Regions from separate parts of the Homo sapiens genome. Here region 1 is linked to region 2. Evidence: chromatin contacts called from ENCODE Hi-C or POLR2A ChIA-PET data. All regions are on one chromosome and are shown on one strand. Each heading gives the region's core, a stretch centred on a gene start or an enhancer-like site at or near the end of the contact. The rest is flanking DNA. Distances are from core to core; before and after follow the strand shown.

Region 1 (3,858 bases), core at 439-2,938, 120 kb before region 2:
TGGTAAGTTTTAAGTTATTTTGGACCTCCTCTCTGTTTACCCTTTCTGGATCACTCTCACTATTCAAATCTTTGTCCTTCCTATGGTCCTTTAATTGTTGTATCTTTTCTCTCCTATTTGCAGCCTTTCTTCTACTTTCTTGGGAGATTTCAACTTTATCTTTTATTGAGTTTTTGAAATCTTTTGTTTGCTTGCTTTTGTTTTTAATTTTCAAAAGCTACTTTTTCTCCTCTGAATGTTATTTTGTTTTGGCTTTATTCTTTTTTCATAAGTGCAATGTATTCTGTCTCTCTGGATATTAATAAGTTTATTTTGAAATTCTCCCTATAATTTCTGTTTTCTGTAGTTGGCTATCTTCTAGTTTGTTTTGATTTTTGATTTTTATGTTAGAAAAGAACCATGTTCCTCAGTTATCTGTTCCTTAGTTAGAAAGGTCTTTCCTCTGAGTCGCTCATATTCCCCAGAAGAGACTGCCTGGAGGGCGAAGGCCGGCCTGTGTTCTGGGAGCTGAGTGGAGAAAGAAAACTGGGGTCTTACTGTCCTGCATGCATAAGCTCTTTTTCAGTACAGCACCTCTGCCCTCATCCATGTTAATGACCACTGGTGCAGAGACCCTCTGTTTCAACTTCTTCTGAAAATAAATTTCAGACTGTCAGGATTTCTCTTTCTGTGTAACAAATTACTGCAAATTTAGCAGCCCAAAACAATACACACATTTAGTATCTCACAGTTACTGTGGGTCAGGAATCCAGGCATAGCTTAGCTGAGCCCTCTGCTCAGGGTCTCTCTTGGCTGTAGTCAAGGAGTCAGCTGGCCTGTGTCCTCATCTGTAGCTCTTACAAGGTCACATAGTTGTTGACAGAATTCAGTTCCTTGCAGCTATGGGACTGAGGCCCAGGCAACTCCTAGAGGCCGCTCATAGTTCTCTAGCCCTTTTCTTAGGTAGTTTATGTCATAGGAGCTTGCTTCTTCAAGGCTAGCAGGAGACTCTTCAGTCAGTTAAGACTTAGTCCTTTTTTTGAGATGGAGTTTCACTCTGTCACTCACCTAGGCCGGAGTGCAGTGGTGCAATCTCGGCTCACTGCAGCCTCAACTTCCTAGGGCTCAGGTGATCCTCCCGCCTTAGCCTCCCGAGTAACTGCGATGACAGGTGCATGCCACCATGCCCGGCTGTGTTTTGTATTTTTTTAGAGATGAGGTCTCACAATGTTGCCCATGCTGGTCCCTAACTCCTGGGCTCAAGCAGTCTGCCTGCCTCGGACTTCCAAAGTGCTGGCTCACACCTGTGAGCACTTGGCTGGAATAGGACATGTTTGTAAGTCAGCACCCTTCTCTGTTTGGGGATAATGCTTTGGACTTCTTGGTATTAAATGACTGTTTGAATCATTTTAGAAACCAACTGATACCAACATGAAGTAGCATATGACTCTGCCGTCTGTTAACTTACAAGCCAGTTTCGTGCCTGACCAGTGGCCACCAGTATTTGCTTACCAGTCATTCTAGGCTTGTTACGTTTAGGTAGCTGTGAAATGTCCCACATCAGCCCTCCATCTGTGGGCCTCTTTAGCTGCTGCTGCTGCTGCAGCATCTAGCCTTTTGAAAGCTATTGTCTACTGCTCAGCTAGAAGGGTGTGTGTAGACAGCAGGACCAAGGATTCGCCTGGGTGAAAGAGTTGGCAATGAGAAAGCAACCAGACCCTCCCCTCCAAGCCCAGCCCTGTATTTGACATGCAGGGCATAACCTCACTCATTCAGTCTCTCAGCCCTATGCAAATATAAACAGCCTTCCTCTTGTCTCTCCAGGCCAGCCGGGGCCAAGAAAGAAGCCAGTGATTCCCCCAAGTGCAGTAAATAGCTCTCCTCACCTCCTGACCCTGTTATTTCCTGGTAGTTCTGAGTTGTGGATCCTGCAGTGGAGAGGGAGGGAACAAAGAAGTTGCAGAGGCCTCAGCTTCACAGAGCATTGAGCAGTGGGTGATATTGTATCCTCAGGCAGGGGTTGACCTCACATTTCAGTGCAGGTCATTCTAATGACTGCTGGACCTCCCAGTGCCACTGTGAACTAGAATGGAATAGAGTGAAGTGGATCTGAATTCCTGGACTGTGGGACCAACCTAACTTCTGAGCTGGAGAAAGTAGGTCTCATGTTCTATACCTGCTTTTTTTTAGCTCTAGGGGGAAAAAAGAATTGTGCATCTTTCTTGTTCTCTTTGCAGCTTAGGGGCATAACGTTTGGACTGTAATTGAACTGATGCTTGTTTCCCCAAAATGTCTTTGGTTTTCATTAAGGTGGGGGATTCTCTGCATTTTTGGAGTTGTCACATTATTATCGAAATTCCTCTCCACACTAAGTACTGTGTGTGGTATGCTTTTATTTTCACCTAATTGATTTCTGCAAATAAAGTGATTTAATTTTTGGTATTAAGAAATTTAAATAACACCTTTTGGCAGATCACAAGATTTTCTTGTTCTTATTTAATCCTGGCTTCCATCCAAATGTGAAAGAGAAATGAAATAATAAGGTAGGAAAGGCAGACCAGTAATTGTGATTAAACAACTTTTGTGTTGAGTCCAAAGACAGGTAACTTTATTTTAAGCTTCATGGGTGTAGTAAAAATATATCACCTTAAGAAAACCTGGATTGCCATTAGCCAGAACTGACTTCCAGGCTTTCTGACTTTGTACAAACAAATCACTTAATCCTGAATCCTTCTCCTCATCTTTTTTTTTTTTCTCTTTGTTTGTTTTTAAATGTATTTCTTTATTTTGTATTACTTTCTTCTTGTCTTTTTTATATTTTATGTATTTTATTTTCCTCATCTTTAAAATGGATAAATGTTACCTTTCCTGATTCAAAGATTCTAGGCAAAGATCAAAAGAAGTCAAAGTTTGTGAAGGAACTTTGAAAATTATATATTTCTCTGCAATTGTGTTAGGGTACTTTTCTGTCTTTGATTTATGTTGGTTCTTGGAGTGATACTTTAGATGTACAAATAGTAGGTCAGAACAAACCTGTATGTAATAAATTCTGGAGAATTGAGTTCAAACTTTGGTTTTGCTTATATTTGGATAAATTATCATCAACTTTGTTGAGGTGTAATTTATACACAATTAAATTCACCCATTTCAAATCTTCCATGTGTTTTGACTGTTTAGATAAATTGACAAATAATTATCTTAGATAACAGTTGGTATTTCTACATTAAAGAAGGGAGAAAGAGCACCCTCTTTTGGCAAAAGTTTCTCCTGTGTGGGCTCTCCGGTCCCCCTGTCTCATTTCAAAATCAGATTTGCATCCTGCTGTTGGAGTACACTTGAGCCCTTTCATTTATACTGGTGCAGGTTTTGTAGTCTCTTAGAGATTCAGTATGTCAGTCCCATGTCTGAGAGCAAAGGAGAAGGAAGAGGGTAGGAAAGAGCACCTGAATTGAATAGAGAGGAGGGAGCAGAGAAGGCAGAACAGTGAGATAGTATCCATTTAGTCTGAGTATTTCCAAATTTTCCAATAAAATGTCAGTGGAAGCTTTTATCATAAGGCCAAAATCTGTCCTTCAATGTGACCACAGAGCCACAGGAGACCCAAACCCCTTGTAGTCACTGATGATTTTCATTGGGCTATAGATGGGAATGGCAGCAGTCATAAATATTTCCTATGAATGAGTGTTCTAGATATTTTTTACCCAAAGATGTAGCATATCAGTGGGTCACTATTGAAAACATGTTTGGAATGAAGCAGGAAAATAAGTCAAAAGATCTCCCCTCAGTTCCTAAGCAACTTTGTTGTAAAAATAACTGTGAAAACTGGGCTTAAATGAAACATACATTCGAATGCCTGGAGTAAGAATTATTGATAGCCCA
Region 2 (3,495 bases), core at 30-2,529:
ACTGTAAGATTCTACTTATGTGAAGTACTTTGAGTAGTCAAATTCATAGAAACAGAAAGTAGAAAAATAGTTACCAGGGTTTGGGAGGAGGGGGAAAGGGGGAATTATTTCAGAATTTCAGTTCTGCAAGATGAAAAGAATTCTAAACTAAGAGTGGAACTGGCATGTCCCTGACACAAAGAAATGATATGCTTGAGGTGATGGGTACCCCAATTACCCTGATTTGATCATTATACATTATATGCCTGCATCAAAATGACACATGTACCCCATAAATACATACAACTGTTATGCACCCATAATAATTTTTAAGAATTCTTGAGATGGGTTGTACAACAAAGTGATTGTATTTAACACTATTGAAGTGAACACTTAAAAATGGTTAAGATGGGCCAGGCGCGGTGGCTCATGCCTGTAATGCCAGCACTTTGGGAGGCTGAGGCAGGTGGATCATGAGGTCAGGAGATGGAGACCATCCTGGCTAACACGGTGAAACCCCATCTCTACTAAAAATACAAAAAATTAGGTGGGCATAGTGGTGGGCACCTGTAGTCCCAGCTACTTGGGAGGCTGAGGCAGGAGAACGGTGTGAACCTGAGAGGCGGAGCTTGCAGTGAGTTGAGATCGCGCCATTGCACTCCAGCCTGGGCGACAGAGCGAGACTCTGTCTCAAAAAAAAAAAAAAAAAAGTTAAGATGGTAAATTTTATGTTATGTACATTTTACCACAATTAATTAAAAGAAAAGAAGGAACCTAGGAGTTCTGATCCTTCTTTGTCATCCTGTGCCTGTTTCTAATGTTTTCTCTCATGGTTGCAAGATGGCTGCCACAGTTCAGGCATCACAGCAGAGGTACCATTTCCAGATAAGAAGGGCAGAGACCTTCCTCTTGTATGTTAGGGGGGAATCTTTTCCAGAAGGCTCTAGCGGGCTTCACCCTTCAGTTCCTGTTGGCCAGACTGGGTCTCCTGCCTCAAGGGAGCCTGGGAAAGCAAGTATCTAACATTTTTCAGCCTCTGTAGAGAGCAGCGGGCTCTTCCAGAAAGAAGCTGTTGGGGAAAGGCTATTGGGTAGGCCACTGATGTGGTTTGGCTCTGTGTCCCCAACCAGATCTTGTGTCGAATTGTAATTCCCAGTGTTGGGGTAGGGACCTGATGGGAGGTGATTGGATCATGGGGGCGGAATTTCCCCTGGCTGTTCTTGTGAGAGTGAGTTCTCATGAGATCTGGATGTTTAAAAGTGCCTCCCCCTTCACTCTCCACCTCTCCTGGTCCTCCATGGTAAGACGTGCTTGCTTCTCCTTTGTCTTCTGTCACGATTGTGTAAATTTCCTGAGACCTTCCAGCCATGCTTCCTGTATAGATAGCCTGCAGAACTGTGAGTCAATTAAAGCTCCTTTCACCATAAATCGTCTGGTCTCAAGTAGTTCTTTTTTTTTTTTTTAGACAGAGTCTCACTCTGTCGCCCAGACTGGAGTGCAGTGGCGTGATCTCGGCTCACTGCAACCTCTGCCTCCTGGGTTGAAGCAATTCTCCTGCTTTAGCCTCCCAAGTAGCTGGGATTACAGGTGCCTGCCACCACGCCTGGCTAATTTTTGTATTTTTAGTAGAGACAGGGTTTCACTATGTTGGCCAGGCTGGTCTCAAACACCTGACCTCAGGTGATCAGCCTGCCTTGGCCTCCCAAAGCGCTGGGATTACAGGCGTGAGCCACCACACCCGGCCAGTTCTTTTTGTTTTTAATTTGTTTTTTCCCCTTCCTTTCTTTCTCCTTCCTTCCTTCCTTCCTTCCTTCCTTCCTTCCTTCCTTCTTCTCTCTCTCTTTCTTTCTTTTTTTTTTTTTGAGACAGGGTCTCACTTTGTCACCCAGGCTGGAGTGCAGTGGTGTGATCTTGGCTTACTGCAGCGTCGACCTCCTGGGTTGAAATGATTCTTCTACCTCAGCACCCCAAGTAGCTGGGACTACAGGCACACACCACCACGCTCCGCTAACTTTTTGGTAATTTTTATAGAGATGGGGTTTTACCATGTTGCCCAGGCTGGTCTCGAATTGCTGAGCTCAAGTGATCCACCCACCTTGGTCTCCCAAAATGCTAGGATTACAGGTGTGAGCCACCATATTCGGCCTCAGGTAGTTCTTTTTTTTTTTTTTTTTTTTTGAGACCGAGTCTCGCTCTGTCACCCGGGCTGGAGTGCAATGGTGGCATCTCCGCTCACTGCAGTCTTTGCATCCCGGGTTCAAGCGATTCTCGTGCCTAAGCCTCCCGAGTAGCTGGGACTACAGGTGTGCACCACCATGCCCAGCTAACTTTTGTATTTTTAGTAGAGACGGGGTTTCTCCATGTTGCCTAGGCTGGTCTCAAATTTCTGAGCTCAAGTGATCCACCCTCCTTGGCCTCCCAAAGTGCTGGGATTACAGGCCTGAGCCACCACACTCAGCCTCAGGTAGTTCTTTATAGCATTGTGACAACGGACGAATATGGACACCAAGAGTCATCCATATCTTCTACATCGAATAGTAAGGAACAAAGGGTCCTTCTTTGTGAGCTCAGTACTGATGGCCATCATCAGCGGTGACCAGAACAACATCCTGGTTGATAGGAATGCAGGGCCAGATACATGAAGGGCCAGAGCAAAAATAGATGAAGGTCCTCAGTCTGCCTTTGTCCTTTTTCCACTCCTGCCGTTGTCCCCTAGCATGAAGGACCTCTCCAGTGGTGTGCTGGGGCCAGTTCTTACCAGCTCATGAAAGCCAATGTTTCAGGAATTTTGTGAGCCAGTTGACTTCGCATTGGTAGCTTGAGATTGGCCATGGTGGGAGTAGTATTGATTTTATGGAAATCAGTAAATGCTACAGATAGGGCTCCTTCCACCCCTAGCACCCGCCTGCAGCTAAGCCTCTCACGCATAACGGTGGACATCCCAGCTCCTGAGTCCAAGCTGTCTACCTTATCTTTCACACTGTCACCTCCTGAGCCACCCCTTTGGGCCTAGGTCTGCGCACCATGGGCAGTGAGGTCTGCCTGCAGGAGGACCAAGGAAAGAGTCTCAGGGCCTGCCTGGAAGGCCCAGGTCCCTCTGGCCAGGGAATTACATTAATTGGAGCTTGGTCTAGAAGGGGTTCTGGGCTCTGGGAAGGTGTGTCTTCTTGGCTTAGGGCAGGGGCACAGTCAGAGGAGGGCCAGAGTTGGGCCTTCTGTGGCCCCCGTAGCCTGAGTTACAGGGAGGAGAAAAGAGGGAGAATCCTTCTGTCCCCTCTCCCCAACCCTGTGCCTCTGCCTGGATAGGAGAGAAAACCTCCACCCTCATCCATCTGCCTCATTTCCCCATGGATGGAGAATTGCCGGTCTAATATTTCAGAACCCAGGACACTTATTCATGGGCCATGTTTTAGTAGTGGACAAGCTTACTGTGCCTTAAAGCTTAGGGTCTCTGTAAGATACAGCTTTGGTGATTGTGTTCTCCTGCGGGGCAAGCACACCTGGGCAGCATACCGC

What was found. A loop is a pair of places that touch in the nucleus more often than their neighbours do. ChIA-PET counts read pairs that join two places held with the same protein, here RNA polymerase II (POLR2A). Pooled maps may share reads with other maps.
Region 1: a pooled map shows a loop between it and region 2 (2.8-fold over the local background). The contact joins two enhancer-like sites. A Hi-C loop is called at or near these places in 2 of 50 pooled maps. POLR2A ChIA-PET finds 5 or more read pairs at or near these places in 3 of 52 experiments (T-cell, WTC11 and activated naive CD8-positive, alpha-beta T cell).

Annotation. Positions count from the first base shown.
Region 1 is chr3:23,864,348-23,868,205 of GRCh38, forward strand. All of the region lies in intron 3 of UBE2E1 (ubiquitin conjugating enzyme E2 E1), which reads left to right. Among named protein-coding and RNA genes, the nearest start is that of NKIRAS1, 51 kb to the right of the region's middle. RefSeq lists an enhancer at 605-1,364. Within about 2 kb of position 1,689, at least 8 of the 41 ENCODE cell types and tissues checked have a DNase peak (open chromatin) inside an H3K27ac peak, as active enhancers do.
Region 2 is chr3:23,986,257-23,989,751 of GRCh38, forward strand. No RefSeq gene overlaps it. Among named protein-coding and RNA genes, the nearest start is that of NR1D2, 43 kb to the left of the region's middle. Within about 2 kb of position 1,280, at least 4 of the 41 ENCODE cell types and tissues checked have a DNase peak (open chromatin) inside an H3K27ac peak, as active enhancers do.